Linked DNA regions of Mus musculus: region 2 is linked to region 1. Evidence: chromatin loops called from intact Hi-C (ENCODE). Cell type or tissue: left cerebral cortex. All regions are shown on one strand. Links, peaks and the distances in the headings refer to the core of each region. The heading gives the core; the rest is flanking DNA. Region 1 holds the start of Gm29952 (a long non-coding RNA gene). Region 2 overlaps Dcaf5 (DDB1 and CUL4 associated factor 5).

The links. Hi-C counts contacts between places; a loop is a spot of excess contacts. Peaks named below come from ENCODE experiments on the same cell type or tissue, not always from the same donor. Only the 100,000 strongest peaks of a DNase experiment are listed, where the experiment ranks them.
Region 2: a loop joins it to region 1, with 2.0 times the contacts of the local background. A loop is called at or near these places in 6 of 42 quality-filtered maps.

What each region holds. Positions count from the first base shown.
Region 1 is chr12:80,264,589-80,280,415 of GRCm38, reverse strand. Gm29952 (a long non-coding RNA gene) reads right to left here and starts at 9,691. Exons shown (of 4, transcript XR_381744.1): 1 at 9,354-9,691; 2 at 4,273-4,370; 3 at 3,876-4,024. In left cerebral cortex, for the core only: no CTCF peak of the experiment used is centred there; a DNase peak (open chromatin) is centred at 6,901.
Region 2 is chr12:80,320,337-80,336,163 of GRCm38, reverse strand. It overlaps Dcaf5 (DDB1 and CUL4 associated factor 5), which reads left to right. Exons shown (of 9, transcript NM_177267.5): 9 at 1-316. Among named protein-coding and RNA genes, the nearest start is that of Gm29952, 58 kb to the right of the region's middle. In left cerebral cortex, for the core only: no CTCF peak of the experiment used is centred there; a DNase peak (open chromatin) is centred at 4,406.

The DNA of each region.
Region 1 (15,827 bases), core at 3,241-11,240:
AGAGGGACAGACAGACAAAGGGAAACAGAGACAAAGAGACAAAAACAAAGAGACAGACAGAGGCAGAGAGATAGACAAAGACAGGATTGACTTCAAGGGGGACAGCGACAACAGGACATCAGCATTTTCAGCATATGTGGCAGAGACAAGGGTCTGTGCTCAGAGCTTATACATATAAGCCCACAAAAACCTGTTAACAGCTGGGCATGGTGGTGCACGCCTTTAATCCCAGCACTCAGGAGGCAGAGGCAGGTGGATTTCTGAGTTCGAGGCCAGCCTGGTCTACAAAGTGAGTTCCAGGACAGCCAGGGCTACACAGAGAAACCCTGTCTCAAAAAAACAAAAACAAACAAACAAACAAAAACCGTTAACAACCAAGCAAATTGAGATCCAGAGGATCAGATCCTGTCTTAGTTAGGATTTCTATGGCTGCGGATGAAACTCCACAATCAAAAGGAAAGTTGGGGAGGAAAGGGTAATTATTTGGCTTATACTTCCATATTGCTGTTCATCACAGATCAATGTTAGTTAGGATAGGAACACAAACAGGGCAGGAACCTGGAAGCAGGAGCTGATACCGAAGCCTTAGAAGGGTGCTGTTTACTGACTTTCTCCTTCAGGCTTGCTTTCTTATAGAACCCAGTACCTGCAGCCCAGGAATGGCACCACCCACCATAGGCTGGGCCCTCCCCCATCGAGTACTAATCCAGCTGGATCTCCTTGAGGCATTTCCTCAACCAAAGTTCCTTTCTTCTGATGATTCTAGCTTGTGTCATGTTGTGTCAAAACAGCCAGAACGGACCCGTATGGAATGAGGAAGCCGGGAGTTGAACCCAGGCTGCCTGACATCATACCTCTATGAAGGTACACTGACTCTTTTTCTTTTCTTTTCTTTTTTTTTTTTTTTTTTTTTTTTTTTTTTTGAGACAGGGTTTCTCTGTAGCCCTGGCTGTTCTGAAACTTACTCTGTAGACCAGGCTGGCCTCAGAAATCTACCTGCCTCTGCTTCCTGAGTGCTGGGATTAAAGGCATGCGCCACCACGCCCGGCTAGTCTGCCATATCTTTTCTCAGAAAGACCTGGCTTAGACTGACTCTTAAATCTGGGAATGAATCCAGTCTTTCAGACACCCACTGCAGATGTGAGGGTCCTTCTGCTATCCGGGCACAAGCAGGACATATAAGGCTCTCACACCTTTCCTAGTGTCACTACAGTGACTTGCTTACAAGAATCCTTAGAAATGGCTTAGGTTTTGGAAACACACAAGAGTTGGAGAACCATTTACTAAACTGAATACGTCATCCAACTTGGCACAATGAGGCGTGCTCTTTATCAGCGCACGTTTAGTATCGTGAGTGGTGATTAGGCTGGTCATGAAGGCAGCTGGAGGAAAACTGTTTCTGGGGCGGTAAGGACTTCCTTCCCAGTCTGAACCGAAATCTGCCTCTTAGTCGCTGGATCCTATGGCTCCAATTTGAACCGGAAGGCAAAAGACCCTCTGCCTGTTCCATTCTATCTTAGCAAGCCTAGCTGACTGCTTACCAACCCAGGCAGACTAGAAGCGGCAAGTTAGAGAACACAGACGCACACAGCTCCCGGGTTCTCCCCCACACTATCTGTGTCTATGTGACATGCTTAGGTCGGGAATAACGTTCTAAAGCCCAAAAGGTAAATTTAGCCAGAGGTGGGGATTGCTGCATTGAGAAGAGAGTAGCTGGCTAGGGAGACGGCTCAGATGGTAAAGTACCTACTGTGTACGCATGAGGAGCTGAGTTAGATTCCCAGAACCTATGTTAAAAAGAGAGGGGAAAAAAGCCGGTTGCAGTGGTGTAAGCCTGTGATCCTGATGCGAGGAGGTAAAGACAGGGGGATACCTGGGGGTGGCTGGCCAGTGATGTAGGCTAATCAGGGAGTCGCAGGCCAGTGAGATGGGTAAGGGGAACTGCTCTCTTACATGCTAGGCAAATGCTCTACCATTGAGCAGCGACCCCAGCTCATGATAACATTCTGAATCCTCATCTAATTTATTCTAAAGTTAGAGTGACAGACAGACAGACAGACAGACAAAGGGAAACGGAGACAAAGAGACAAAAATAAAGACGCAGACAGAGAGACAGACAAAAACAGAGCCAGACAGACCGAGGCAGAGAAACAGAGAGACTGTGTAAGGGAGAGTTTATTTTGGCCTTCCTAGCAGTTCCTCAAGAGCACAGCTACGCAGTTGCTCTCCGGTCCTGGCTGAGGCCTCAGGTCTTTGGAGCAGTGGCCATTCCCTTTTCCTTCCATGCCCCATCCTCAGTTCAAGAGCGACTCTCACCTTAACAGAGCAGGTAGAAATTTCAGAGCAACAATAAACCCTACTGTGATTTACTTATCCGGCTTCCATCCGTGCAGTTTACCCCTGGGCTCTGTACATGGGATTGCATTTGGTTTATGCTTGAAGTAACCTCGTGTCATGGTTAGCTTTACCTGTCAGCTGGACACGGCTGTGGAGGTAGCCAGCGACTTGGTAAAACACTATCACTGCTTGCCAGTGAAGGTATTTGGCCTAGACTAACATTTGAATCATTAGAGTGAATACAACAGTCTGCGCTCTCCATTGTGAGTGGAACTGGTCTAGTTACTGAAGACTGGCTGGAATCGAACAGGAAGGTTCGTCCTCCTACAGTAGAGCGACTTCCTCCTAACTGCTGCCCGTACATGGGCTTCTCAGCTTCCCTGAGGCTCAGGCCTGCAGGGCTTTGGTCTGAGACCACACCATTGGCTCTCGCTCTCCCAGGTCTTAGTTTGCTGCCTGACTCATCCCATTGACCTTGGGACTTGCCACCTTCATGATTGAGTCAGTTCCTTATAGGAACACACACACACACACACACAAGGGGCGGGGGGGGGGGGGTTGGGGGGGGGGAAGAGAGCTCTTGCAGATGAAAGCATATTTCCAAGTCAGAGTCACCAATAGCCTGGAAAATACGATATCATGATGTGTTCATGGTCAGTTACTGGTGTCCTGGTGTAAACCAGGACTGGAAAAGCAAGTTTAGTTAAGTTTTATATTGGGGCTCCCACCAGGGCTCCCTTTCCCAACCTTGGGGTCTTCCTTGAGAACCTGACCCTGGTTGGAGGTTACTACTAGGCTTAGGGTCAGCCCCTGCTCTGCTCACCTGTGCAGGTAGACAACTCCCTCTCCAGCCTCCCTCCTCAGTCAGGCTGCTCGATGTATGTATGTATGTATGTATGTATGTATGTATGTATCTATCTATCTATCTATCTATCTATCTATCTAATGATAATGCTCTTCCCAGGAAACTGGGCCAATCGATGTTGGGTAGGTGACTGAAACAGACACTGTCTCTGTCCCTGGACCTGCTGTCACTATTCCCTTCCACTGGTGAAATATCTCAGAATTCACCTCATTCCTCCTCTTGTTCTCAGTCTCTACACAGAAGGGCCCGCTCTCACCCGTCTCTGGCATTCTGCATGATCCTTGCCTGCCTGCAGGGTTATTTCCAAAACAAGTGAGGAATGGGCATTTCGAGGGCCCACACATTTCCATCTGCTATGGCTTCCAGAAACAATTTGGAGAAGGAATGTATGTCTTAGCAGGAACTGAGTTCTGCTGGACTAGCATCCTGGTTTTTACACGGAGGAAAGAAAGGATGGAAGAAGGGCAGAAAACCAGAAAGAAATGGCTAGCAGCTTTCAGCAGCCAAGTCTAGATGAATAACTGGTGGAACAGCTTGTATTTGCAGGTAACCTATGAAGCTGGCACACTGAGTACGAGGGGACCAACAATGTCAGCGTGCCACATGCCACTTACAAAATCATACATATCAACTGATTTCCATTCTCGGTATTTGAAAACACTTCAACACACACCATCATCATCGGCACTGCTCTTTCTTGTTCCAAGCATCGGAAGATGTAGGCAGTTGGGGTGGACTTAGTGAGGGTGGGCGTGGTGGGGCTAGGAGGGCCTTGGAGACCTGCACAACCACCTCTTCAAGGTCTCCCCTCAAGGCAGCTCTCTGAAAGACAATAAATAGGGTCTGAAGCTGTGCCAAGATGGAGTTACTGGGCTTGGGGAGGCCTTTCCAGAACACATAAGAGGGCCTTGAAAACAAAGGTGTGTGGGAGCGTGTCAGGTGGGCATGAGGTAATGTTCCCAGGGTGCTCCGGGTCTCTGATTAAAGGGCCATTTATCCCTGAGTCATTATTCTGCCTAGTATTTGTGTCTGCAACACCAGCTGTGACAATGGAGCCCACAAAGACCAACCTGCAGCTGCTATTGCCTAATGTGCATAGAGAGGTTGGAGGTGGCCATGAGTTGATGAAGTTTGTCTTTGATCCAAACACAGTTCAGCTGGCTGAGATCTGCAAGAAAGCCCACATGAGTTAATGCAGAGTTAATGTCTTCTGGGCCCCAGCAAGGGTAGCAGATCACATTTAGTTTGAATACATGCAAGGAAAGGCTTGATGTGCTCCCCCTCCCTCCCTCCCTCCCTCCTTCCCTCCCTCCTTCCCTCCCTCCTTTCCAGATAGGGTCTCTCTATGTTGCCAGTTCTGTCGTGCAACTCATATATAGACCAGGCTGGTCTTGAACTTTCAGTCCTTCTGTCTGACTCTTGAATACTGGGATTACAGAATCGTGTCACCCTATCTTGTTTCAGCATTTTTTTGTGAGAGGCAGGGCTAAGGGTGATATCCCAATGTATAAGGGCCAGCCACAGGAAGTGGCCCGAAGTGCTAGGCAGAGATCCTACCAGGGCAAGCAGTATGCCTAAGTGGAGATGGGTCAGGTTCTGACTTCTGTGTGGCTCAGTCGCACAAGCCAGGGCTGTCCTTTTCCGTCTGGAGTCATCTCAAATCCTATTTCACCCTGCTTGGCCCTTAGAAAGAACTGCCCAAATTCACCCAGAAGCTGGGGTTTTGGTTTGGGCTTCCAGTTGGAATATGTCCACTCTGCCTTGTCTGCAGCCTCTACACCCAACCAGAAGCTGGTAAGTGTTCCTGTCCCCAGCTGTGAAGGATAGAAAGCCTGGCCAGCATCCAGTTCTCATCACAGCAGTTATGTGTTCCAGCATGTGCTTTCAGAATGTGTGCTCCATTATCACGTATGTCAGGCACAGGCTAGGATGTGTGGTTTGGGGTTAGACTTTGGCCACATCTTTCTGTGGCTCTTCTTCTTCTTCTTCTTCTTCTTCTTCTTCTTCTTCTTCTTCTTCCTCCTCCTCCTCCTCCTCCTCCTCCTTCTCCTCCTCCCCTTCTTCCTCCTCCTCCTCTTCTTCTTCTTCAGAAAATGGACATTAATTGCCATGCATCACACATTTGGTGAGTGCTCTGTGAAAGATGGCCTTCCAGCTGGATGGTGGTGGGGCCACACCTTTAATCCCAGCACTTGGGAAGCAGCGGCAGGCAGTTCTCTGAATTTGAGGCCAGCCTGATGTACAGAGTGAATTCCAGTATAGCCTGGGCTGTTACACAGAGAAATACGGTCTCAAAAAAGGGGGGGGGGAGAAAGAGGGGGGGGGAGAAAGAGAGGGAGGAGGGAAGAGAAGAGAGAGAAAAAATGAGAGGGAGAAAGAGAGAGAGAGAGAGAGAGATGTCTATCTAATATGGAAGCCAGGCCCTCAAGATGGTCCAACTCTCAACATACAGCACTGAATGAAGGCTCAGGAATAGAAGAAGGGACAGCATCGCTGCCTTCTCCACAGAAGCTAGAGTTTTCGTGGATGTAAAAATGGGATAATGTAAGGAGCACAGAAACCCTGGACCGTGGCTTCATGGCTGGAGATGAGCAGAAAGAAGTAGAGGCGAGCGAGTGTCACTTCAGAGATGAGGTCAAGTGCGATGAAGTTTCCTCTTCGTTTTCTCTCTCTTGGATTCCTCAGCTCCGGGAAGTCAGCACCCCGTCAGAAGGACACTTAACTGGTTACAGACAGCCTGGGTGGCAAGGAGCAAGCCATATCAGGGGACCCCTGGGACATATTGCCCTTCAGGCTTCAGTCTGAAGTCATCAAAGAGACTGTGAGCCACAGCTTGGGGCTCCCAGCCCTTTGCCTCAGCAGCGGTGCCCTGCTTGTCCTTTGAGTCTGCCAGATGAATCAAGTAGCCATGATAACCAGCCGATGGCTTACGCAGATAAAACTTGAAAGCAAGGGAATCAAGATGACCGTAGGATAAACCACGGGAGGAAGCACACATCTGGAATCCCATCGCTTAGGAGGTGGAGACTAGAGGGTCAGAGATTCAAAGTCATTCTTAGATACATACCAAGCTTGAGAGAGAGAGAGAGAGAGGGAGAGAGAGAGAGAGAGAGAGAGAGAGAGAGAGAGAGAGAGAGAGAGAGAGATGCTGGTCTGGTGCTGGAGAGATGAGATGGCTCAGCGATTAAGACTTTGGTTCAAGCCGGGTGTGGTGGCGCACGCCTTTAATCCCAGCACTCGGGAGGCAGAGGCAGACGGATTTCTGAGTTCGAGGCCAGCCTGGTCTACAGAGTGAGTTCCAGGACAGCCAGGGCTATACAGAGAATCCCTGTCTCGAAAAAACCAAAACCGAAAAAAAAAAAAAAAAAAAACCAACAAAAAAAAAGACTTTGGTTCAGTTCTCAGCACAACCATCCTTAACTCTAACTCTGGGGTTTCTGATGTCCAGAAATTCATTTTTCTTTTTTTAGGTTGTTTGTTTGTTTGTTTTGCTTTGTTTTGTTTTTTAACCTTCTCAGCCTTCTCAGTTTGAGAGTTGACTGCTCTAGGCTGATCCTCAGTGCTGGGATCTCCGGGTTGGGGCTTGGGTGGGGGATGGGTGAATGGAAGCAGCTTTTCGATCAGCTTTCATCTGATTGGGTGTCATGAGCATGCAAAAATCAATTATTATGCCTGATTGGTCGGGCCTGGAAGGGGTGGAGCGAACCCTACCTGAAACACAGGGGCGGTGCTTTCCCACAGGAATCTAGAGGCACAGTTGCCAGGAGCAGGAAGCGGTTGCCGAGCAGCGGAAAGACAGATACTTATTGTCCCTGTGTTTTTATTGTGTTCTTCAGTGTGTCTGGGTGCTGCTCCCCTCAAGCCACCTGGTTTCCTGGCTCTTTGTAGAATGCTCTTGTTTCTTCCTCTCTTTCAGGTCTTAAACACCACCCTTCAACTACACTTCCCTTCAACACTGTTTTAATCTTTCTCAAAACAAGCTGTTTTGAATGTGGCTGTGGCTGTGGTGTGTGAGCATAGTGTATTTGTGTGCGGCATATGCAGGCGTGTGCACCTGAAGGTGCTCTGTGCTCTGCTTTTCTGTTCTCTGCCTTATTCCTTTAAGACAGGGTCTCTCCCTGAACTTAGAGCTAGGTCTGGAAAATAGTCAGCTCCCATGATCCTCCTGTCTCACCCCCTCATCACTGGGGTGACAGGCACATACACTGTGATGACTGCTAAAGGGGGGGGAAAAACCCTAAAGAGTTTGTACCTAGTTTTATGTTGGTGCATACCAAAAGAATATCTTAAAAATTGGGTGTGGGAACTCATGCTTGTAATCCCAGCACTGAGCAAACAGAAACAGGAGGATTGCTGTGAGTTTGAGGCTAGCCTGAGCCACAGGCTTTTTATTTGGAAATTTGAACTCAGCCCCTCACGTGCAGCAAGTGCTCTGAAACATTGAACCATCTCTCTAATAATAGTTTTTAAAATTATTTATTGATTTTTATTTTATGTGCATTGGTGGTTTATGTGCATGTGTGTCGAATCCCCTGGACTGGAGTTATAGACAGTGGTGAGCTGCCATGTGGTTGCTGGAAATTGAATCCAGGACCTTTGGAAGAACAGTCAGTGCTCTTAACCACTGAGCCATCTCTCCAGCCCTGAGCCATCTCTCCAATCTGAACCTCACCTCGAAAACGCAAGTGCCTTCTCTCCCTTTCAATTCTTCTAGATTCCCTTTCCTTTCTTTTTCCCCTTGAGACAAGGTCTTAATTATTCTATTAGCCTCTCCCACTGAAATGTAAGCTCCACAGGGTCGAGTCTTTTATCCATTCTGATCCCTGCTATATCCTTTCTATTTTGTGCCCAACGCATAGTAGGTACTCTAGAAGCAAAGGCTAAATAAGGGGTGTGCATAGCTACCCTGTTGAGTAGCTGAGATGAAGGTGAGGCCCTTCCCATTTCAGATGAGGCCCCAAAACTTAAAGATTTTCTTGGCTGGAAAAAATAAAACAAAACAAAACAGTTGTTGTTTTAAACACTAATTGTTGAGTGTTAATGAGAAAACAGCAGAGGGGAGCTTCATGAGTTATTGTGTGCCCCCACAGAGTGAAGGTTAGAAGGCACCCTGATGCAGCAGTTCAGACTGAGAGAGTGGCAGGAGGATGGAGTCACCGCCTGGCTGCTGGTAAGACAGACATCCCAGGCGCGAAGGAAACACCTGCCCCAGATCTGAATCACACTGACAGCAGTCATTTAGTTTCAGCAAACACAGCAGCCCCTTTTAAATTAACGTGCTCATTTGAACTTTACTGATCTTATAGCTTCTTTGAAATGGAATTTGGCTTTTTTTGTCAATGCTGGGGGGGGTGGGGTGGGGGAAACACCTAAAAAGTTTGTACCTAGTTTTACGTATGTGGAAAGAATATGCTAAAAACTGGGTGTGGTATTCCCAGGGGATGGGGAAACTGAAGCAGGAGGATTACTGTGAGTTTGAGGCTACCGAGCCACTGGCTGCAGGATGGAGTCTTTGTTTTTTGTTTTTTGGGTTTTTTTTTTTTTTTTTTTTTTTAAGGAAAGGAAAGAGAAGGGAAGGATGAAAAGAGAAGGGAGAGGAAAGAGAAAAAGAAAATGAAAAAGAAAGAAAAATAAGGCAAGGTGGGAAAGTGAGAAAAATAACCAAATGTAGCAACATATGCGTGACTGTTACAATGGCGGCACATCACTTTGTAAGCTAACAAAAGTAACTAATTCAAACATTATAACAGAAACTAATAGGCTTGCGAGCATTTGTATCCTTTACAAAGAAACTTACTACTCAAGATGGCCAAACACTTTGGAAAGAGTTAAACCTTTGTCCTTGACACAGGAAGGGAAGTCTCAGAAGGATTTCAAGAGAAGGCCCAGGAACTCAAAGATCACCTGGCCAGTCCAATCTCTCATGCTTCTCAGTAAAGACTGGGTTTACTTAGCTAAACTCAAGGCTCAATTCCTGACCTTATCCTGCCTCCCACCTAGGGAGAGCTGACCCCTCCCCCCAAGTTATCTCATCAGCTCCAGGAAGTGACCTGGCCGGCCTCTGGGGTTGAGAGCAAGCGCTCCTTGCCTCTGCCTCCCCCAGCCCCAGGAATCTGCCTGCCAACACCCAGGTTGGGGGGGGATTACTCACCAGGAATTCCCAGCTGTACTTTGGTTGTTTGCCCGCTGATATTTGCTGGGAACTAGAGATATCTGGGAGGTCTTCCCAGCTTTTCTTAGCTGGCTGGGGCAGGGCAGCTGTCAAGCATAGCTATCTTTGTTCTCAGAGCCGACCCCAGAACTGCTGCTGGAGTTAGAGATTAGCCTAGGGTCCTTCCCTGCCTTTAGCCCAGGAAGTTGAGAGAGAGATAGAAGTTTGCTCACTGAGGAAAAGAGGGTACCAGAAAGCCAGTTGCTCTGTCCTGAGACCAGAGAGCTGGGCACTGTGTGGGAAGCAAAGAACCTCTTTCGCCAGCTGCAAGCCGGTCTTTTCTTAGAGATCCTGTAAGGGCAACCTGCCCACTGTCCCACACACCCTGAAGTCTGTGGTGGGAGGGGAGGAATGGCCCTCAGGAAACAGTTCCAGTCAAGCAGAAGATGAAGTCTGGAAGAGACTGACTCGGCTGCTCAAGGGACACAGTCCACTTGAGTGTCTCCAGCCTCACTTTCCCCAAAGGCTCAAGGACTTATGAATTGTTTACGTAGACCACAGCAAAGGGAATGGCTTCTGTCTGATAGGGAAACTGAGGCAGAGGGCTGGGATTTTACTAAAACCGTATTTCCTATAGCAAATAACTCATAGAAACATTGGAAGTGGAAAATGTGGACAAAGGGCTCGAACAGAGCAGAGAACAGTCTGTCAGCTCAGAGAGGTGCTCTCGTGAGTTTCAGAGAATGTGAGCTCAATAACCCATTTGCTATTGGGTCTGAGGACCAAGCTAATTTCAGCCTTTTGGGCCTAGAAACCCTAAGAAATTTTAGCCTTGTTGTTTGCTTTCTGTCACCATGATAAACACCATTATCAAAATATAACTTATGGAAGAAAGAGTTTATTTCATATTACAGCGCCAGGTAACAGTTTATCGCAGAAGGAAGTCAGGGTAGCTCTTGGAGACAGTAGCCAAAGCAGAGTCCATGGAAGGATGCTGCTTACTAGCTTGCTCTCCCTAGCTTCTGGTGAGCTGGCTTTCTTTCCAGCCCACTCCCCTTGGTGAGGGATGATACGCCCCACAGAGTGCCGGGCCCTCTTATATCAATTAGCAATCCAGAAAATTGTGCCACGGAGATGCTCACAAACCAGTCTGATTGATTTGGTCACCACATTGAGACTCTTCAGATGACTCTGGGTTGTGTCAAGTTGACAGCTGAGGCTAACTAGTGCGACATGGTTTTTCCTATCTCCTTCTAGCCTTCTATGGCTTGAAGTTGAATATCCTTTCTCCAAAGAGCTTAGGACTACGAAGTGTTTCGGATTTCAGGGTCCCCACCCTTGATATGGGAGTACTTACATATACATAATGTGGTATCTCAGGGATGGAGGGAGTCAAAGTCTTAATACAAAATTAATTTCTGTTGCAAACACACAGCCTAAAGGTAATTTTACACAATATTTTTAGTACATCTGCATGTTGACTGCAGTCTATCATGTGAGGGGAGGTGTGGAATTTTCCACTTGTGGTGTTATGTTTATGTGGTAAAAGTTTCAATTCAGGGAACACTTCACATTTTGAGTTTCACTGGGCATGGTGATGCATGCCTGAAATCCCAGCATCTGCGGTGCTGGAGAGATGGCTTAGTGGTTAAGAACACTAGCTGTTCTTCTAGAGGACCTGGGTTCAATTTTCAACACCCACATGGCAGCTCACAGCCATCTGTAACTGCAGTCCCCGGAGAGATCTGTAGTTTTCTGTTTCCTTTGACACCAGGCACACATGTGTTGCACTGAATTACATGCAGACAGAATACAAATACCTGCAAATAAATAAAATTCCAGCACTTGGGAGGTGAAGGCAGGAAGACGAGAGTTCAAGGTCATGCTTAGCAAGAGGTGTTCAAAGGCAGCCTGGGCTGTATGAGACCTTGTTATAAAAATGAAAGGGGGGGGGGTGCTGGAGAGATGAAGCGATTAAGAGCACTGGCTACTCTTCCAGAGATCCTGAGTTCAATTCCCAGCAACCATATGGTGACTCACAACCATCAGTAATGGGATGCAATGCCCTCTTCTGGTGTGTCTGAAGATAGTGACAGTGTACTCATATACATAAAATAAGTAAATAAATCTTTAAAAGATAATAATAAACAAACAAGCAAACATAGTGTAGGAGTTCAGATTGAGGGTGGGTACTCATTCTGTGTTCAAATGATTACTGTGCCTCTGTGGTCTTAGGAAACGTCCATAGGAACCCATTAACCACCCTTATAAAGGAAGAGAACCCAGGATACAAAGAAGGAAATCCCCAGATTGGTGGACTAGGGGGCCTCACAGTGGTTTTAGTTTTTAGTATCTTATAGGTCCTATTTGTCTGTGTTTCCTATAAGGCTCTGAAGGGCCCATACCTCATATTAGGGCAAAGAGAATGAGTGACTATTTAGAGGCCTGTTGTCTACCAGGCCCTAGGCTGGCATTCTGTGTTTTTTGCCTCACTTCAAATGTCAGTCCAAGGGCCAGGGCTGTGGCTCAGTGGAAGAGTACTTGCCTAACAGGCACGAAGGCCCAGGTTCAGCCTTCAGCAGAAAAAGAAAGAAATACATTGATTTTCAGTTGCTTTGACAAATTCAAGTCCAGTTCATTTCCTCTCAGATTGTGCCCGTCTGTGACTAGCTGTTGTATGGCCAGAGTCTACGAGAGGAAGTCCCGGGTCTGACCCCAGCTAGGGCATTTGCTCTTTCAAAGCCTTCCAGAATGCTGCCTGGCATGGAGTGGGTGTGTGTCATGCATTCCCATGGCTCTCAGGCATCCCTGGGCCCCCTTCTTTCCCAGGGAGGTTTGTTCTTCTACCTAGAGTAAGGCTCACTCAACGACAGGACACCTGTGGCTCCCAGTGACTCACAGAAACAGCTGCCCTGAACATGAACATGAACATGCGTCCTGGAGGAGGAGGCTGCGGCAAAGTAGGAGGTGATGGCCTCTCTCTTGAGCAGCTCCGCAGAAAAGGCTGACTTGGTGAAGAAGCTTCAGGGTTCTCCTCTTTGACACCACCTGAGCAAATGTCTTGCTTGGGTTTCAGTCCCCTACCCTCTAGCGTGTATAATGGCAAGAACTCTTCCCACAGCCTCTGCTCTTTTTGTCTTTGCAGCCAGAAAAATCCAAAGGATGCAGAAGAGAGTAACAGCTGGGCCTGCAGGAGAGGTCAGCATGGTTTCCCAGTTGACTCTTCCCACTTTGCCCTTCATCCATCATCTTGCCTCCATTTTCTCTGCACACATAACTCCAGGGAATGATGGGGAATTGAACCCAGGGCTCCAAATACACTACGCACGCCTCCACCATGGAGCTACACCTCCAGCCCAGGATTCTGTTTTGGCTTGTTTGGTTTGTGCCTTTTTATGTTACCCAGGCTCATCTCAAACTCAGTCTTAAATGATCCTCTGGTCTCCATCTACACTTTAGTTGCGCTATGGGTCTGAACCACTGGGACTAGCGAAAGATATATTTCTTTTAAACTTCCATTTGAAATGTCAGCTGATGCACGGAGGTATAAGACTTTAACCCCAGCACCCAGGAGGTACAGGCATGTGGGTCTTTGTGAATTCAAGGTCAGCCTGGTCTACATAGTAAGTTCTAAGCTGGCCAGGGTTATACACTGAAATCTTGTCTTAAAAAGAAAGAAAGAAAGAAAGAAAGAGAGAGAAAACAAAATCAAGTGAACTGTCATTCAAAATAGACTTTATTTATTCAGCTGGCTCATTTCTACTAAAGCAAAGCAAAACACCTTCCACTCAGAGACAAGCAGTCCTCACAACCAACCATCCATTGAACGGTCACTAAACATACACTGTCTGTTTTAAGAGACAGAGGGTTGTGTCTACCTTGCTGGCCTTTTTGCTTTGCTGAGTTTTGCTTTTATATTTGAGATAACATGCTGCTATGATGCTAAGTCAAGCCTTGGACTCAAGATCCCCTGTCTTTGTCTCCCAAGTGCCAGCATTAGAGATTTGTGACATGACAGCAGCCTCTTCACTGTGTGTTTGTGTACTCATGTGTATGTATATGTGTGCTGTGTGTGTATGCATGTGTGCATGTTTGTGCATGTGTGTGCATGCATGTGCATGTGTGTTGTTGCATGTGTGTGTGCATGTGCAGGTTAGGGTCAGGGGTTTTCCTCACTCTACCCCTTACTTCAAGGTCTCTTACTGAACCTAAAGCCTGCTGATTCAGTTAGATGGGCCGGCCTGAGAGTGCCTGGAATCCTTCTGTTTCTGTCTCCCATGTGCTGGGATGATGGGTGTGTGCTACCACCATGCCCAGCTTTTACGCAGGTGCGGAGGACCAAGTCCTCCTGCTCACACAGCAAAAAATTTATTGAAGGAAACATCTCCCCAGCCCCCTTTTCTTCATTCTTTATTTATAGCACAGTACCAGGCACAGATGAGTGATACCTGGTGAGTGCATGAATGAATGAAGGAATGAATGAGTGACATGTGGGGAATTAGTGAAATATACATGGCAAATAGAGAATGAATTACTACTGGACTCTCTGGTGGCAGGGATAGGTGCTATTTATTAATTCAGATGATCAATAGCACATAAAAAGTCTTACCCAAAGAGAGCCCACTGCTAACCCACCATATTTTAGAAAACAATACCAGGTGGTAGGAGGATATGAACCAACTGAAATCCTCACTTCCTGCTGCTAGAGAGTAAGTTATTACAGCCAATTTGAAGAGCTGTTTGACAACATTTACTAAAATGAAGCATATGCCAACCTTGTGACCTAGCCGTTATACTCGGAGACATACATTCAAGAGAAACAAATGCTTATGTTTATCAAAAACACACAAAAATGTTCATCGTGGCTTTCTTCATGGTAGTTACAACCAGCAAGCAGTGAAGATGCCTGCAGACAGTTACTCAGGATATACTTGTATAATGAAAACACACACACACACACACACACACACACACACACACACACGAGCTGTGACACAGGACTGGGGACATAACTCCTTTGATAGAATGTGGACTAGCATTCACAGGGCCCTAGTTTGTCTGTTTGTTTTAGGATTTATTTATTTATTTTATGTATATGAGTACACTGTAGCTGTATAGATGGTTGTGAGCCTTCATGTGGTTGTTGGGAATTGAATTTTAGGATCTCTGCTCACTCTAGATGGCCCTGCTTGCTCTGCTCTGGTCATCCCTGCTCCGGCCCAAAGATTTATTGTTATACATAAGTACACTGTAGCTGTCTTCAGACACATCAGAAGATGGTGTCAGATCTCATTATGGGTGGTTGTGAGCCACCATGTGGTTGCTGTGATTTGAACTCAGGACCTTTGGAAGAACAGCCTGTGTTCTTACCTGCTGAGCCATCTCACCAGCCCCCAAGGCCCTAGTTTTAATTCCCAGTAGTGCATATACTGGGCATGGTAAATAAAGAAGTTCAGGGTCAACATTAGTTACGTAGAAAATTAAGAGGCAGCCTGGGCTACATGAGACACTAAAGCTGGGGACGGTGGCCTATGCTTTAATCTTGGAGATAGAAGCAGGCTGATCCCTTTGAGTTCAAGGCTAGCCTGATTTACATAGTGAGATATTAGGGGGAGGAGGAGAAGGAGGAGGAGGAGGAGGAGGAGGAGGAGGAGGAGGAGGAGGAGGAGGAGGAGAAGAAGAAGAAGAAGAAGAAGAAGAAGAAGAAGAAGAAGAAGAAGAAGAAGAAGAAGAAGAAGAAGAAGAAGAAGAAAGAATGTAAGAACAGCTTTGGGGTATGGTTGGGTATGAACCAGACTGGATCAGTACTGAATCAGTACTTTTTTTTTTTTTTAACTTTTTTTGTTTGTTTGTTTTATTATTATATGTAAGTACACTGTAGCTGTCTTCAGACACACCAGAAGAGGGCATCAGATCTCATTATGGATGGTTGTGAGCCATCATGTGGTTGCTGGGATTTGAACTCACGACCTTTGGAAGAGCAGTCGGTGCTCTTAACCACTGAGCCATCTCTCCAGCCCGAATCAGTACTTTTTGTTTGTTTATTTTGTTTGTTTTTTTGGTTTTTCGAGATAGTGTTTCTCTGTATAGCCCTGGCTGTCCTGGAACTCACTTTGTAGACCAGGCTGGCCTCAAAAATCCACCTGCCTCTGCCTCCCAAGTGCTGGGATTAAAGGCGTGCACCACCACTGCCCAGCCTGAACCAGTACTCTTGATTAACATACTTTATCATGAGTTATGCTCTGATTTAAAAGTGGATTGTTGTTTAAAATCTTAAAATCTGTTGGGTTTTTTTTTTTTTTAAAGCAACAATTTTAGTAACTATGTTTCCTCTATAGCAGGTCGCGTTACTCTGGGATTAATGTCACCAGAGCGATGATTGACTGTGAGAAGGTGTGTTCATCGGCTCTGGCCTACCTTTCAGGGTTTTCTCTCCTGCTATCAGTTATGGCTTTCACCCACTTCCTGCCCCGC
Region 2 (15,827 bases), core at 4,235-12,234, 55 kb before region 1:
GGCACTGATCAGACAGATTTTGTTCCTGCATCCTGTACATAATGTTTTGAGTGTCAGGTCCAGGGATGAGAGACCGTTGCTCTTCCCATTGTTTCTCTCCTGGTTTTGTAAATGATTCTCAATCGACATATGAGTTCAATGAGCTGTTGGCTTGAGGCAGGTGAAGTTTGCAACTGTGCTGATTTAATAGGAGTCTCGTGTTGTCTGTCAAGGTGCCTTCCTCTGCTGAAGCCTTACCTCCTCACAGCCTGCCTCTTCTCACCCAACAATGCTGACTCTTCTCTGTGTATATGCAAATAAACCTATTAATCACTTCTCCCTGCCTTCCTCCTCTCTTCCTGGGAAGACTTGGTTGCTTAGACACCCTCTTCCTTCACTTCTTTGCTGTTTTAGTTCCTGCCCAGTTGGAAACTTAATTTAAAGCCATACTGAAGACTAGAAGACAAATTCCATGTCTGACAATGGTCATGCCACTTCTGAATATTGGGTCGAAGGTCATATCTGACAATAAAGGAAAGGTAGAGGAGGCTGTGTCCGCTCGGCCTCCTCCCCCAGGCTTAGGGCACTCAGGGTAGTAAGTCCTGGAACTGGCATTTTTATTAGTTGGAATTTCACATTGCAGAGAAACCACCAGCAGCCCTTCCTCAACTGATGTTTTCCGGTGCTTCCAAATGCCATGATGCTTCTCATGGCGTCTTTAAAAGAGAACAGTGAGCCGGGCGTGGTGGCGCACACCTTTAATCCCAGCACAAATCCCAGCCTGGTCTACAAAGTGAGTTCCAGGATAGCCAGGGCTATACAGAGAAACCCTGTTTCAAAAAAACAAAACCAAACAAACAAAAAAAACAGTGGAAAACCCAAAACCATGTGTCATTGCTATAAAACCAGCAGCCGCAGGAGGCTGTGTTTAACTGAAACATTTCCTATCAACCGAGATGCTTGTCAAGAAAGCAAGCTTCCAGAGGAAGCCCATTGTTCCCTTTCAACCTGAGTACAACCGTGTAGTACACCATAGGGGAAACACTGAGGTGCAGCCACACTCCTGAGCCCTGGGCCTGTCCCCAATGGCAAGATAGTGGCTTGGGTCTTTGGTTGATTGGTTTAGGTTGGAGGGGGGTGTGGTGTGGTTTGGTTGTTTTAACTTCACTTATTGTATTTTGCTTCAATACAAAACAAAACAAAATATCATAGTCTCATAGTACAGCCCAGGCTAGTCTCAAACTGACAGTCCTTCTGCCTCAGCCTCCTGAGTGCAAAGTTTCCAAATGTAAGTCACCATTCCCTGCTTGTATTATTTTTAGGACAGGATTTTACTTAGCCTATAATCCTGCTTCAGCCAGGGTACTGGGATTGCAGGTGGACACACACCATCACACCCAACTCCAGCCTTTGGCAAGCTGTGTGGGTCTCTAGTGGGGTTATTCCAATCAGAAAGGTCATTTGTCCTGAGCATTCATACTAGAATAAAACAACATGAGTCTGGATAAACAAAGTCACTTTCGTTGTCTTCAAATGAAGACCCAGTGCTTCTGACAGTATAAATGATAGTCTAACCCGTCTGGGCTCTAGTTTTACTTCATTGCTAGTGGGTATGATTCTTCCGGGATGGAAACTCAGAGGCAAAGATGACTCTGACCTCTACTGTGCACAAGCAGAAGTCGTCACTCAGTTCAGTTCTCAATGTGTTAGAAGGATTCTGTGGAGCCTGCCCCACTGGGAGTCGTTATCTAGCATCTCAAAAGGCCTAAGTTGGGAAATGACTCTTTGCTCGGCTCACAGGCTATTCCAGCAGAAGTACAGAATGCTGGCTTCCTTTCCCTTTATCTGTCAGTACGCCACCAAAGCTAGGGAAAGACAAATACTAAGATACCCTGCTCCCCACAAAGTCCTTGGACAGAAGGGAAGTTGTGTTGTCAAGGGAAGTTGAAAGGGAAGACATCTGGTGGTTTAGAAGATAGACTGCAATGAAAGAAATGGAGTATCCAGTAGTGTCAACAGCTTCCTGGATCCATTTGCCGGCATGCAAAATGCTAGTCAGGGGCTGGGGCTCAGTGGTATAGCACTTGCCTGCTCTGCCTCATGCAGAGCTGGGTTTGATATCCAGCACCGAGAAACAGAATAGTCACTAAACAAAACCCTCGGGTTTATTCCCAACTTTATCACTGAAGTCAATAGAAGTGTAGAGAACTTCTAGAATGCATAAATAGCATAGAAAAGGGAGGGGTTGAGACTGCTAACCAGAGCACCAGCATAGTTAATCATGGCGAGTATGGTGGTGATTGGCAGCATTTCAGAGTAACAGGCTTGTACAAACCATTCCACTCTGGTTAGTGACTATTGAAGGCTTGCCCCTACCTTTTTTATGACACTTCCTGTGATTTTAATGATGTGAGTGTGTGAATGTGAGCTTGCCCACTGAGGCCAGAGGCATCTGATCCCCCTAAAGGTTGAGTTTACAGATGGTTGTGAGCCACCTCATAAGTAGTATGCACTCTTAACTGGTGAGCAACCTCCCTAGCCCCCACTGTGTCCTCAGGGTCTCAGAGTCAGTGTGCTCCAGCATTTCTAAGCACTCCAAGACACCACACCTTAAATAATAGCTAATTTACTATCTTCCTAAGAGACCTGGGAGTGGAAATAGCACCGAACTTGAACACGAAGTGTAGCCTACATTGGTTCTGAGTGAAGGACAGGATTCAGGCAACTACCCTAGACACTTGGGAACTGTCAAATAGGTCCCTCAACTCTAAAATGTGGCTCCTTCCATTCCAGAAGCTTGGATCAGAGGGCTCTCTAGATTCTACTCAGACATCGTTTTTGAGACATCACCATAGTGCCCAACAGAGCCAGACTGTGTGCCAAGATCTTTGACAACTAACTACTCAGAACCTCAGGCTCCTCAGAGTGTGAGTGTGTGTGTGTGTGTGTGTGTGTAAGAGAGAACCAACATAGGATCTGTATGCATGTGTATATGTAAAAAAGAATGATGTACATTAAGGCACATATCTGAGGATGACATGATAACACAAGTATTCCTGTCGTTGGCACCTCTCTTTGTTGTTGTGCTTGCTGGCTTGACATCCATGTGCACGCCCCACAAGAAGGCTTTTTGGATGTCAGTCCATCAGAAATATGGATAGTCAAGGTCCTCCAGAGAAAGAATACTGTTTGACAGCAAGTCTCAGCCTACAAGCACTGGAAGAGAGTAGATCTCCCCATTACCATAGACATTGCAAAGCTTGCTTTGGAGCCTTTGGGGAGACCTCTTAGACCTTTGACCCTTTGTAGTGCCACCCCTAAGAGCTGGAAGCTTAAAAGCCAGACATGGCTGATAGAGATCTCATAGATCCTTGCTCACAACAAGCTTATAAAGGTTGAGATAAGGGGTGGCAAATGTTATTAAACTAAAATTTTAATATAATAATACTAGAAAAAGACCTAGACCTTAAGAAGTGAGACACCAAAGCTCTCTGGGCTTCTGAGGTCAAGTTCTTAGACCTGGTGCTGGGCCATCCCTAAGAACCTGGGAAGGAGGGAGCCATGGAAAACCGCTGCATGTGCCAAAGAAGAGTTAACCAGTTTTCTATGCAGGGTTGATTGAGAGGGGTGTGTGTGTGTGTGTGTGTGTGTGTGTGTGTGAGAGAGAGAGAGAGAGAGAGAAGGAGAGAGAGAGAGAGAAAGGGAGGGAGGGAGGAGAGAGAAGGGGAGGGGAGAGGAGAGAAGAGAAAGAAGAGAAGAGAGAATATCTTAGTATCTCATCCAAAAAGGCTAAACCATAAAAACCAGCAAGGAAGTCTGATAGATCAATAGATCAAGGAAGGAAAGCTCACATCTGCTGCCTGCAGTGGTAAAGGAGCTGAATTAGTGATGTGGGAGCATGGCCGCGGTTCTTAGGGCAGAGAAATGTGAGAGGTGAGCGGTTTGCATTACTGGTGGAAAAGAGGCAATGGAATTACACTTAAAGGTGAAATGGTTTCCAGTAAAGCACATCTGCCTGAAGAGAGGTCAGAACACAGTGTCATACAGCAGACAAAGCACCAAGCAGGCGGGACCTTAAGAGCTGACCCTACAAGAGAGGGGGAGAGCCCTCACCAGCCTCTTCTGTCCCATTTCAAAGGTGGAGTTTCAGTTGCTGATCACTAAGGCTGGTGCTCCCAACTGATCTCACTGCTTCCTGAATGTGGTCTCTGGGGCCTGGCTTCCTGCATGATTTCCTTATGGCCTCACTCTTATCAAGTGTGACTGGGGCTGGATCACAATGTACAGCAATAGTAAGGGATTGCAAATGGTCACACGGAGGCAGCTTGTGTCAGGTGGAGGCTTTGACAAAAGAAAAGAGTGACTTGAGTTTGGGACACCCTCCCCCTACACCCAAGAGCTTGCACCTCTGACCACATTCTCAGCTCTGGTTGGCTGTAAGAGAAAAGTCATCAACATGCTGAGGGGGAGGGGCAGGACATGGGGAAATACAAGGAACTAGAGAATAGGAACCTGATTGCTTCCGTTTACAAGCCCATGCCTGGGCTTGAGACTAAAAGACCCTTCAAGTTCAAGAAAGGACCTGATGGCTGCATGCAGTGACACATGCCTTTAATCCCAGCCACTTGGAGGCAAGAGGCAGGCAGAATTCTGATCTGGCCTACACATCAACTCTCTGGATAGCCAGGGCTACATAGAATGACCCTGTCCCTTCCTTCCTTCCTTCCTTCCTTCCTTCCTTCCTTCCTTCCTTCCTTCCTTCCTTCCTTCCTTCCTTCCTTCCTCCCTCCCTCCCTCCCTCCCTCTCTCTCTCTCTCCCTCCCTCTCTCTCTCTCTCTCTCTCTTTCTTTCTTAAGGAGCAAGGCCTGGTGAGGAAAGGAGTCTTCCTAGGTGCAAGCCCAAGCTTTACTCTGCTCTGGAACACTGAGTCTTCTCAAATGAGCCGGAATGAGCAGTGTGCAGCTCATGTCCTTTACGGTTTGGGGGGTGGGGGGTTGTGGCGCTGGGGATTAAACCCACTGAGAGAGATGGATCAGCACAAAAGGTGGACGCTGGCCTCAGCTCTGTCTTATTCCACACATCTGTCAGGAAAGAGTTGGCTGGCACAAAGGTCAGTCAGTGCCTGGATCACGGTTCCCCCAGCTTGAAGATCCCACGGAGAGACCTATGGAGATAGTCCAGTCAGCAGCTATGTCTACTGATCCCCCACCACCCGCCGCCCCTGCCCCCTGGTTTCAAGTCCAGTAGGCAAACACTTCCTAAGACTGGGAGATAAGTTACTCCTGAGGGGACTGTATGGACCTGCTAAACACTGCACTTTTAACCTCTCCTCCTCCGGGTGAGAAAAGTAAGTTCTTGGATTCCACTTGGAATGAAGGAAGGGTAGGCTGGGCTGATGCTGGTACGACATGGCAAGTGTGACTCTAGGATCTCCTATGCAAGAGTCAGACTTACCCTAAAGACTGAAATGGCTGGGAGGTCAGGTTTACAAAGCCAAGGGAGGTACACATCTGTACTCTCAGCACCTTCAGAAAGAAAGGAGGGAAGGAAGGAAGGAGGCAGAGGTAGGCAGATCTCTGAGTTTGAGGCCAGCCTGGTCTACAGAGTAAGTTCCAGGACAGCAAGGATTACACAGAAAAACCCTGTCTTAGGAGAGAGGAAAAAAAAAAAAAAAAGACAACCAAGCTATATTTTTGTTTTGGATTACTAGCTCATCTGTTCTAGTTGAAATTGGCCCTTACAACCATTAATGCAGTCGTAGATCATGTAGTCTCCTGCAGGGTTGGGACAGGCCTTGGCAGACAGGAAGGAATCAGGTCTCCACTCTCCTCAGGTTCTAGAGTTCCCACCTTCAAAATCTAGAAGATCTAGGCTCTAGAGGATAACGGCAAACTCCATACAGCCAGCTTAACTGGCTGGTCATGTGCTTAACTGGCTCAATACAATCTTAGCACAGAGAATAGCCAGACCAGAGAGGAGCATTATTAGTGCCTGTCAGTTCTTTTTACTACCCCTTCCTCCTAGAGCTTGTGAATAGATACTGGGTCTCCCCTCCCCCTCTCCTAGCCCCAACAGCAACTAGCTCAGATTGTAGAGAAGTTAGGTGAAGGCAAACTCTGCAGTTACAGGTGCTGTCTTCCTGTCCATCCTCATGGGGAGTGAGGCACGGAATGGTCCTGCTACACAGTTTCCCAGACATTTCCTGCTGTACAAATTCTGACCCCCTGGAGGGGACATCAGGCCCTCCCTCAGTGGAAGTGAAGAATGAAGCAGAAAAGGAGCGTCACTAGCAGGTCCAGGTCTCCTGCCCCACACCATTCTGAGTCACTTCCTGCTCCTTGCTGGACTTTGATCTCCAGCTGCTGCTGCCCCTCAGTTACAGCAGAGAGAGGACTGACAAGCTTATTCAGCTCTATAGTCCTGGGCCTCTCCTGGTTACAAAAAAAAACCCCACCTTTTCTATGCTCACCATTGTGTCTGATGACCTGTTGGCCATCATCCTTGATGCTGCTATAAAGCAAAGTGCTGACAAGAAATATAGGTGGCGGGTCGTGGAGACTGAAAATACCATCTCCCCATCTTCCTTCTCCGCGTTTATGGGAGCACACATGCAGACGAAGCTCCGTGTTGTGAAATCAGGGTTGCCTTCTTTTCCTAAACACTTCTGAAGCATCTAGAAAACCAGAAGTTTTGAAAGAAAAGAAATGGCAGCAGCTTGGGGGAGCCCTAGGCACCGTAGCTACTATTTCCCATCCCAGCTGCCAGCAAGCCTCAGTGACATACGTTGCTGGTGACCGACTGTTCACTTAGGGCTGTGGTCTGTCAAGCAGGGTTATTGTTTTCACTTTATGAAGAGCCTATTATGAAAAAAGCAAACTCAAGAAACCAAAATGAGGACAAAGCGATTCACATTACACACAAATGGATTCTTTACCTAAGACTTTCTCAGACACCCCTCTGCCTTTGAAGAGGCACTGTGGGCTAGAGGGATATACACTGTAGCTGAGTGGAATCTTTTGTTTTGTTTGAGGCATGTTTTCTCTTTGTATAGACCTGGCTGTCTGGAACTGGCTCTGTAGACCAGGCTCACAAAGATCTGCCTGTCTCTGCCTCCCCGAGTGCTGGGATGAAAGGCATGTGCCACCCCTGCCTGGCTCTGAGTGGAATCCTTAAGGAGCCCACATGGCTCTCAGCTTTGCCTGAGTGACCAACATCCCCAAACTTAGGAGGTCTCTCAAGAGAATCTTCTACACAGGATGGTTTGAGTCTCTCTGGGAAACTAACAGCCCTGGTAGGTTAAGATTCCCTTCAGGGGCTGGAGAGATGGCTCAGTGGTTAAGAGCACTGGCTGCTCTTCCAGAGGTCCTGAGTTCAAATCCCAGCAACCACATGGTGGCTCACGGTTGTGATCCCATCTATAATGGGATCAGATGTCCTCTTTCTGGTATGCAGGTGTTGTACATGATGATAAAGCACTTATACATAAATACATAAAATAAATCTTAAAAAAAAAAAAAAGATTCCCATCAGACCCCATTTCCCTGGTGAGTAGGGAAACCGTTCCTTCCTGTGACTTCTCCCCAGTTACAAGTCATTGCACCCCCAAAACACAAGCAAGTTCTTGGAGTAGTAATTTCCCTTGAAAACTCTAATCCATGAGGCATAAAGAATAACAGCACTTAATAGGGCCAGGCTGCTTACGGGGGATTCAAGAGAACTGAAGTACAAGGTGGACCTCAGCTAGGGAGGTGGCTCAGTGGCTTAAAGCGCTTGCCACGAAAGCCTGGTGACCCGAGTTCCATGCCTGGAATCCACATAAAGACCGAGGGAGGGGCTGGAGAGATGGCTCAGTGGTTAAGAGAGCTGACTGCTCTTCTGAAGGTCCAGAGTTCAAATCCCAGCAACCACATGGTGGCTCACAACCATCTGTAATGAGTTCTGATGGCCTCTTCTGGTATGTCTGAAGACAGCTACAGTGTACTTCCATATAATAAATAAATAAATAAATATTTAACAAAACAAAACAAGGTACATCTTCAATGCTTCAGTCTGCCAGGAGAGATTGTGTTTAAAAAAAAAAAAAAAAAAAAAAAAAAAAGACCGAGGGAGAGAAACAGATGTGCAGAGCTGGCCTTTGACCTCTGCACATGTGCTTGGCCCATGTGCCCCTCTTCACCTCTGTTCGTGCACACACACACACACACACACACACACACACACACACACACACAGGATGGAGTTAGAACTGCTCTTCTATAGTCAAGTATACTTCATCAAGGAGACACTGAGGTGTGCAGACCTACCCAGAAAGTGTGTCCTGGCTGCCATTTCTGAGTGGGGAATTTGTGAGAACAGCTCTGTCTCGCTGTGGTCCCAGTCTTGTTGTCCACCAGGAAAGAGAAAGACTTCTCACAACCTCAATGGAGGCGACTACACACTCTCTGAGAGAGCAATCCACTCCTGGAGGTGTGTTCTAGATGTTCCCACCTGGTCCTGAAACAGACACCTACTTGTGCCCACTGCAGGTCTCTGGGCAGTAGCAGAGAGCTGGGACCAACAGGTATTCATCCTCATGGGGTGGGGGGAGATGTAAAATGTGGTAGCAACCCACTCCCATAGGCTACACAGCTATGGGCAGGGATAACCAGACAGACTCATGGCAGCATGGATTCTGTCAGTGAAGGGGAAAGTGCAGAATGATAGCCAAGGCAGTACCATGTATGGAAATGAACACTGCATGTACAGGGTGAGGCATGGTATTGTGAGCCTTTAGTCCCAGCACTCCACCAGCAGAGACAGGCTGACCTTTGTTGAGTTCTGGCCAATATGTCAGGTTCCAGTCCAGAGAAGGTTTATGTAGTGAGACCCTCTCTCAAAAAACGTTTATAAAAGCCAGGTCTGGAGACACATATCTTTAATTCCAGCATTCGGGAGACAGAGGGAGACAGATCTCTGAGAGTTCTAGACCAGCCTGGTCTACAAAGTGGGTTCCAGAACAGCCAGGGCTGTTACTCAGAGAAACCAAAGGAGAAGTAGGAGGAGGAAGAGGAGGAAGTGGTGGTGGAGGGAAAGGAGGAAGAAGAGGAGGAGGGGGGAGGTGACATGTATATAAAAGGAGAATGTACATTGCCTGTGCCATATAAAACAAAGGGCAGTGACTATCACAGACACTAGAACGGAGACCCACGTGAGGGCAGGCTGGGTAGATCACATAAGAAGGGACTTCACAGTCACATAAAGATCTTGCGAGCTGTGGGCAACTCAGTTGATGGTAAACTGACACAATGGGTTATTATGCCACCAAAAAGGGAAAAGACACACAGAGCAGGGTATGGTGGTGCACACCGAAATCCTTGTACTTGAGAGGTAGGTGCAGGATTAACGGTTTAGAGCCAATCTCAACGGCCTAGTGAGTTCAGGTCCAGCCTGAGCTACATGAGACCATTTTAGAAAAGGGGGGTGAGGAGGGAAGAAGGGGGGGGACTATTGATTTATGCTTCAATAGAGGTGAACTTTACAAACATGCTAAGTGGCAGGTGCCATTCACAGAGATGGCATGCTGTTGGATTCTGTATGTGATATGAAAAGGTCCAGGGGAAAATGGGGAGTGAGTGCCAAGTGATTAAAATGTAGTACAATGCCAGGCAGTGAAGATGCACCCCTTTAACCCCAGCACTCGGAAGGCAGAGGCCGGTGGATCTCTGAGTTCGAGACCAACCTGGTTTACAGAGGAGTTCACAAAATAATGAACTGTGTTCTTTGGATGGGTAAATTTTAGGGCACACAAACTATCTCAGGAAAAAAAACATTTAAAGGAAAATTAAAAGGAGGAGAAAATTCTCCTGTGAATTGGCCTTGGCCACTTCCTTTTTCTGCTTCTGGTTTCAAACAGGAACTGGGCAAGGTTCACCTACCTTGACCCTGCCTTAGGGCCATTGCACCCCAGTGGCACATAGTTGCCTCTGGCCCTTCAGACTTGGGAAAACCAGATTGGCTAAAGGTTCCTGAAAGGAACTCAGTACTGCCATGGGGGGGGGGGGGAAGAGGGGGTGTCTGGTTGGCAATTTCTGCCATCTGCTCTCAGAACACTTCCTCCAATGCCTAAGAATCTCATGATCACATCAGCCTCTGCCATCTTCACAGTGGAACAAGAAAGGGACGTCAGAGCCGCCCGACCAGAAGTGGTCAGTGGTAGCTCGAGGAAGATGCATTTTCTTTTATCAGCACCGGTATTGGTATTGGTTAGGCACCTTTAGAACTCTTGGTGACTCAGTTTCTTTCTAGGGAACGAGCATGAAGCACCAGGAGCAATTTGGATAGGAAATAAGGAAATGTATGTGAAAACTCCTAGCACGGTCCTGTCCCATAGATAGAACCTGCTAGATGCTTATTGAATCCCAAGCCCAGCAAGCCCCTCAAACAGGCAGCCAAAACAGTCTGGGGAAGGTAAGAGAAGGGTTAACATGGAAGAGTCGATTCATAATCATAGCTGAAATCCTGTGTGCCGGGAGTGTTGAGAGCTGAGAAACGGAGACAGACTGACTCTAAGTTAGCCGTCCTGAGAACAAGAGAGCGAAACCCAGTTTAAGCGCAGTGGCCAGCCAGGGAATGCAGTATCTCTCTGACAGAGCTAGTTGCCAGAAAGCATCCACCTCCCCCTGCGTATCTGTCGATGGGCTTCTTTTATCCAGCCTAGAAAAAAAAAAAAATGCTCATCTGTCTCAATTTACAGACAGAGGTAGAAATGAGAAAAGTCCCCAACAGGTTCCTGACCACCCTTCCTGTGGAAACGGAGTGGATGTGTCCAATGAGCCACCCAGGGTGCAACTGTTATCCTTGGGTAGAAATGACAGAAGCCAATTTCCCCTCAGGAGCCTTTGAAGTCTGAATGAAATCTTGGTTCCTAAAGATACTGGTGGTGCCGGGCAACAGGAACTGTCCTGCAAACTGTTAGGTCTCAAATCAGGACAAATGGCTGAGGTGCCATTAACATATGAAAGTGAACCTGGCTGGCAGGTCCTTACCTATGACAGGGTATGGTTGGCATGCCCTGCCCCCTACCCTGAACCTCTCCAGCCCAGGTCCTGGGCTGCCCTTCCCCCAGCTACCCTCCTTATGTAATCCAGCCATTTTGCTAAGCCAGTCCTTTTGGCTATTCTGTCTCCTACCCTCTACCCTCCTGACCTCTTGGACTAGCTCTCTCCTCCCCCCTCCCCCTTTCCTCACATGTCCCAGCTCAGGATGCTGTTCACTCTGGACTCTGCCAGATGTGTCTGCCTCTGGCTATGCTCTCCCTTTTATCTACAGTGAACTTTCCCCCACTACCTAGGACCAGTCATGTCCTTTCCTTTTTTATTTCTGTTTGTCATTCACAAGCTATATGACGTTATGTCACAGAGAGCTATTGCCTGGCCAGCACTGCTGAAAGGTTCCAGAATGGAGTGGCCGAACATTTCTCGGGGCCCTAGTTCCTCCTGTGTGGTTCTCCAGGCTCTGCCTCCTGCTGTATGTGTCTGCTTTGTCTCAGGCTGGCCTCTTCTGAGGTGTTGAGGTAGCTGCACCATCATTCTGGATAACACACTGCCTTGGACGAGACACAGAAGCTTTCTGAAGTCCCTAATGGAGTCGGAGGGTAGCTCTGCCTGGGCCACTACAAACCAGGACAGGGCTTCCTGCTCTGAAGGGTAGGAGGGCAAGAGGCAAGACTGATGGGAGCTGGTGTGAACCCACCTGGAGATCATGCCTTACCCTCCAGAAGGAGATGAAAAGATGCCAAGAACACAGACTCGTGTCTACCGCAGGTCGTAAATCTCATTTATAGCTGAGGCTGTCACCTGAGACCTCCCAAAGTTCCATACCTGCTTTATGACAAATCCAAGACCAGCTGTCCCTAGTCTCAGTGACAGTGTAGTCAGCTGTCTTTGAATCAATAATGTCACTGAGGGCCTCGACAGGTAACCACCACCTCGTCTCTAGGGAGATTAAGCAGACAGAGTCTTTGTAGCTATAAAGGGATGCCCACATTGATCTCCAAGGCACCACTGGGACCTTTGCACCCAGCACTTGATAAGAAGAGCACAGAGATGAGCCTGTTAACTCCAGGATAGGCCTCAAGGAAGCTGAGGTGGGCTTGTCTCAGCCATGTTTTCAGATTTGTCATTTCCTGAGCAGCTCTGGCCACCCTCCCCTCTCACCTCCTCCCAGGCTAAAATGGACAAACCAGGGCTGATAATTGAGTTAGGTCAGCTTCCTCTCTGGCCCTGCCCTCATCATAATCTCATTTCCACGGGATGAGGGATGGCAGTGTCCAGGCTCAGGAAGCAATCTGTTCCCTCGTGTCCGCTGGGCCTGTTAATTGGATAGAAGAACTCACTAAGCTTCCACAGAACCCTATTAGAAACAGATTTCCTCTGGTTCCCACAGGCCAGCCCTGGAGGGCTCTCCAGGCCTCAGCCTACAGGGAAATTCAGCTTTCAATTCAATTTCTGTATAAGTGAGTTGTCTTTTATTTTTAATTTATTTTATGTGTATGGGTGTTTGGCCTGCGTGTTTTATGTGCAGACCATGTGCATGCAGTACCTGCAGACGTCGAAAGAGGGCGTTGAATCCCCTGGATTGGAGTTACATATGGTTTGAGTCATTGTGTGTGCTGGGAATCCAGGTTGTTTGCAAGAGCAAACAGTGCTCTTAATGATTGCACCTTCTTCCCAGGTCCCGAGTAACTTAAGTCTTTATTAGAATAGTAGCTGCCACTGACTAAGTGCCTACTGTGTGTCAGACATAATGCTACATAGTGTGTTCTGGACTAAGGATGAAACTGTTACTCTTGGCCAAGGGTCTCGCCACAGGAACTGCAGGACCCTCCCTCTATTTGAATGGATATACTTTGTTCTTGGGAAGAACTTTGGGCAGCTTGGTTGTTTGTTTGTGGGGGCTATTCATCTAATTTTTAAAACAGTCTCATTATGTATCCCAGAACATATTAGGTAACCCAGGCTGCCTTTGAACTCAAAGTCCTGCCTCTGTCTCTCAACTGTTGATGGCTAGTTCTGTTGGCTCTTCGAGAACAGTCCTGTGTCTAGGGTAATATAGTGCCTGAGTGTGAAATGGCCCCCTGGGAGAGCTGTCTAGCACCAAAGGCCATCAAGGGTGCCCCAAATTGTGACCTAAGTTAGCTTCCTGAAACCCCCCCCCCCCCACTCAATGCTTCCAAGAGACAAGCCAGAGCTCAGCCTCCACCTGTACTCTGCGCCTAGAGTCAGGAGTCACATCAGAGCCTAGGGGACTGAGGTGCAGAGGACGCTGACTCCCTCTTCCTGAGCTCTGCGCTTTGCTCTCCTGCTGGCTGCTGTGCCTCACTCCATCTGTCCAGATATCACCATCCCCAGGAGAACGTCCTGTCCACTGGCTGAGTTAGTCAGCTTCAGCAGGAACCTCACCTCTCCTTCTCCATCCCAAAGCCCTCTTCCTTGACCTGTTTGGTCTGTGCAGCTCTACTGTTGCATGCTGGGTAGGGTCAGTCACTAGTTCTGTCTATTCCTGTCATGAGAATGTGAGAGCTTTCCAGACGGTGCTTTGGCTCCCCTGGCCTCTCCCAGTTCCAGGAACAGGGGGAGTTTTTAAGATACGCCTGCAGAACAAAGGGATGGATAAATGAACCATGAAAACATTCGCTGCAACATTTGTTTCTAGGTAACTTTTAATTTCAGTTTTGATTTTTCTCTTCTATCCAAGAGAAAATGTGCTTCTTGCTATGTTCTTTCTTTTTTTTCCCCTCCTCCTCCTACTCTTTTTTTTTTTTTTAAGTAGAGCCTCATGTAGCCCAGGCTGGCCTCCAACTCTGTATGTAGCAGAGGATAACCTTGAGTTTGTGATCTTTCTGCTTCTACCTCCGGAGACCTGGGATTACAGGTGTGTACCATTTTTACCTATTTTTATTTGGTACTGCAAGTCAAACCCAGGGCTTCTTGAATGCTAGGGAAGCTCTTTGCCCTAATTTCTATACACAGTTATCTATCTATACATGAGGGCTCCACATTCTTTAATTGAACCAGCTGAAGACTGAAAAGGCAAATGCATCTCTGCTGAACCTTACAACATCTTAACTTGCTGTTATTCCTTGGATAACAGCTGCTACATAGTGTGATATGGCACTGGGCTGGTATGGTTAATCTGTGTTGGGCTGGTATCTTGATGGGAATTGAGAGATACCTAAGAGATCAATGAAGCACACTTCGCTGTGTGTCTGTCTACGAGGGCATTTCCTAAGATGATTAGCAAGGTAGACCCATCCTGTGGGGGCTGCATTCAATAGGGAGGAACAAAGGGGAGAGAATATTTCTTCCTGTTTCCTGGCTGTTATGGGTAAACTGCTCTGTCCCACCTTGCCGTTTCTCCACAATGCTCTATGTTGGCACAGGCCCTGGAACAATGCAGCCAGTGAACTGATGTGTAACCCCTGATGCTGTGAGCCAAGATAAACCTTTTCCTCTCTCTCTTTTTTTTTTTTTTTTTTTTTTTTGGTTTTTCAAGACAGGGTTTCTCTGTGTAGCCCTGGCTGTCCTGGAACTCACTCTGTAGACCAGGCTGGCCTCGAACTCAGAAATTCGCCTGCCCCTGCCTCCTAAGTGCTGGGATTAAAGGCGTGCGCCACCACGCCCGGCTAACCTTTTCCTCTCTTAGCTCGTTCCTTCGGGTGTTTTGTCACAGTGACAAAATAAAAGTGACTAACCTTTAGACTTTGCAGGTGCTCTAGAGAGTGAAGTATGTGGGAGTATACGCATGGGTTATATGCAAACTGGACACCATTTCTATGGGGTTTGTCCATCTGTAGACCTGGAGGCATGCTAGGAAACGCTGAAACAAACCCCTGAGGACACTTAGGAAGAACTATAAGTAGAATTTGGGGAATTATTATTATTTTGAGCAAAGCAAACACTGATTTATTAAGGAAACTTGAGAACTCAGGAATGGAGGGGCTCCTTGAATGGCATCCATGACTGATTTTAATAGATGGTGGTCAGAGGCTGTGGCCTATTAATTCTCTGTGCTTAATTTTTTTTCCTTGAGTCTTCTTTCTACCTAAGCATGATTATTTTAAAGTTCCTTGCAGCCAGGTGAGGTGGTACACACTTGGACTTTCAGCACTCTGAGGGTAAGGTTGTTGTGAGTTTCAAGGCCTGCTCTACAAAGCAAGTTTTAGGCTAGCCGGGACTGCCTAATGAGGCTTTGTCTCAAAAAAAGCATGAAAGAAAATAATAATAATAGTAATAATAATAATAATGTTATACTGACAAAGCTAATAAAGATAAAAACATGAAAACAGAGTAATTCATGAAGTCCCTGCCACCTGCCTTCCACAGGTGCCAGTTTATGGCCAAGTTTGCTTAATTATGGCTCCTATTATTTTTAAACACCTCTCGAACAGGATTTTTAAGAAGACCTTATGGTCACAGCCTCAAAAGAAGAAAAATTAGTGTGTGTTCAATCGAGTGTATTGTTAAAACCCATTATAATTATTTTTTACTGTCTAGTTCTAGTTAATTCCAAGAGATAAACAAAAACATCTCACTTCAGTTATTATGACCTTTCCCCTTGCATGTTGTTTTACATTTATTATTTTTTTGTGGGGGAAGGGCACACGTACCACACAGAGAACAACTGCGGAAAGAAACCCTCTCTTTCTGCCCTGTGGGTCCTGGGTATCAAACTCAGGTTGCAAGGCTCAGCAGCAGGCACCGATACCCACCCTTCCTCTTACATCTGTTTGTTTTGAGACTGCTCTCACTGTGTAGTCCCAGCTGGCCCAGAATTTGCGTGTGTAGACCAGGCTAGCCTGGAGCTCATGG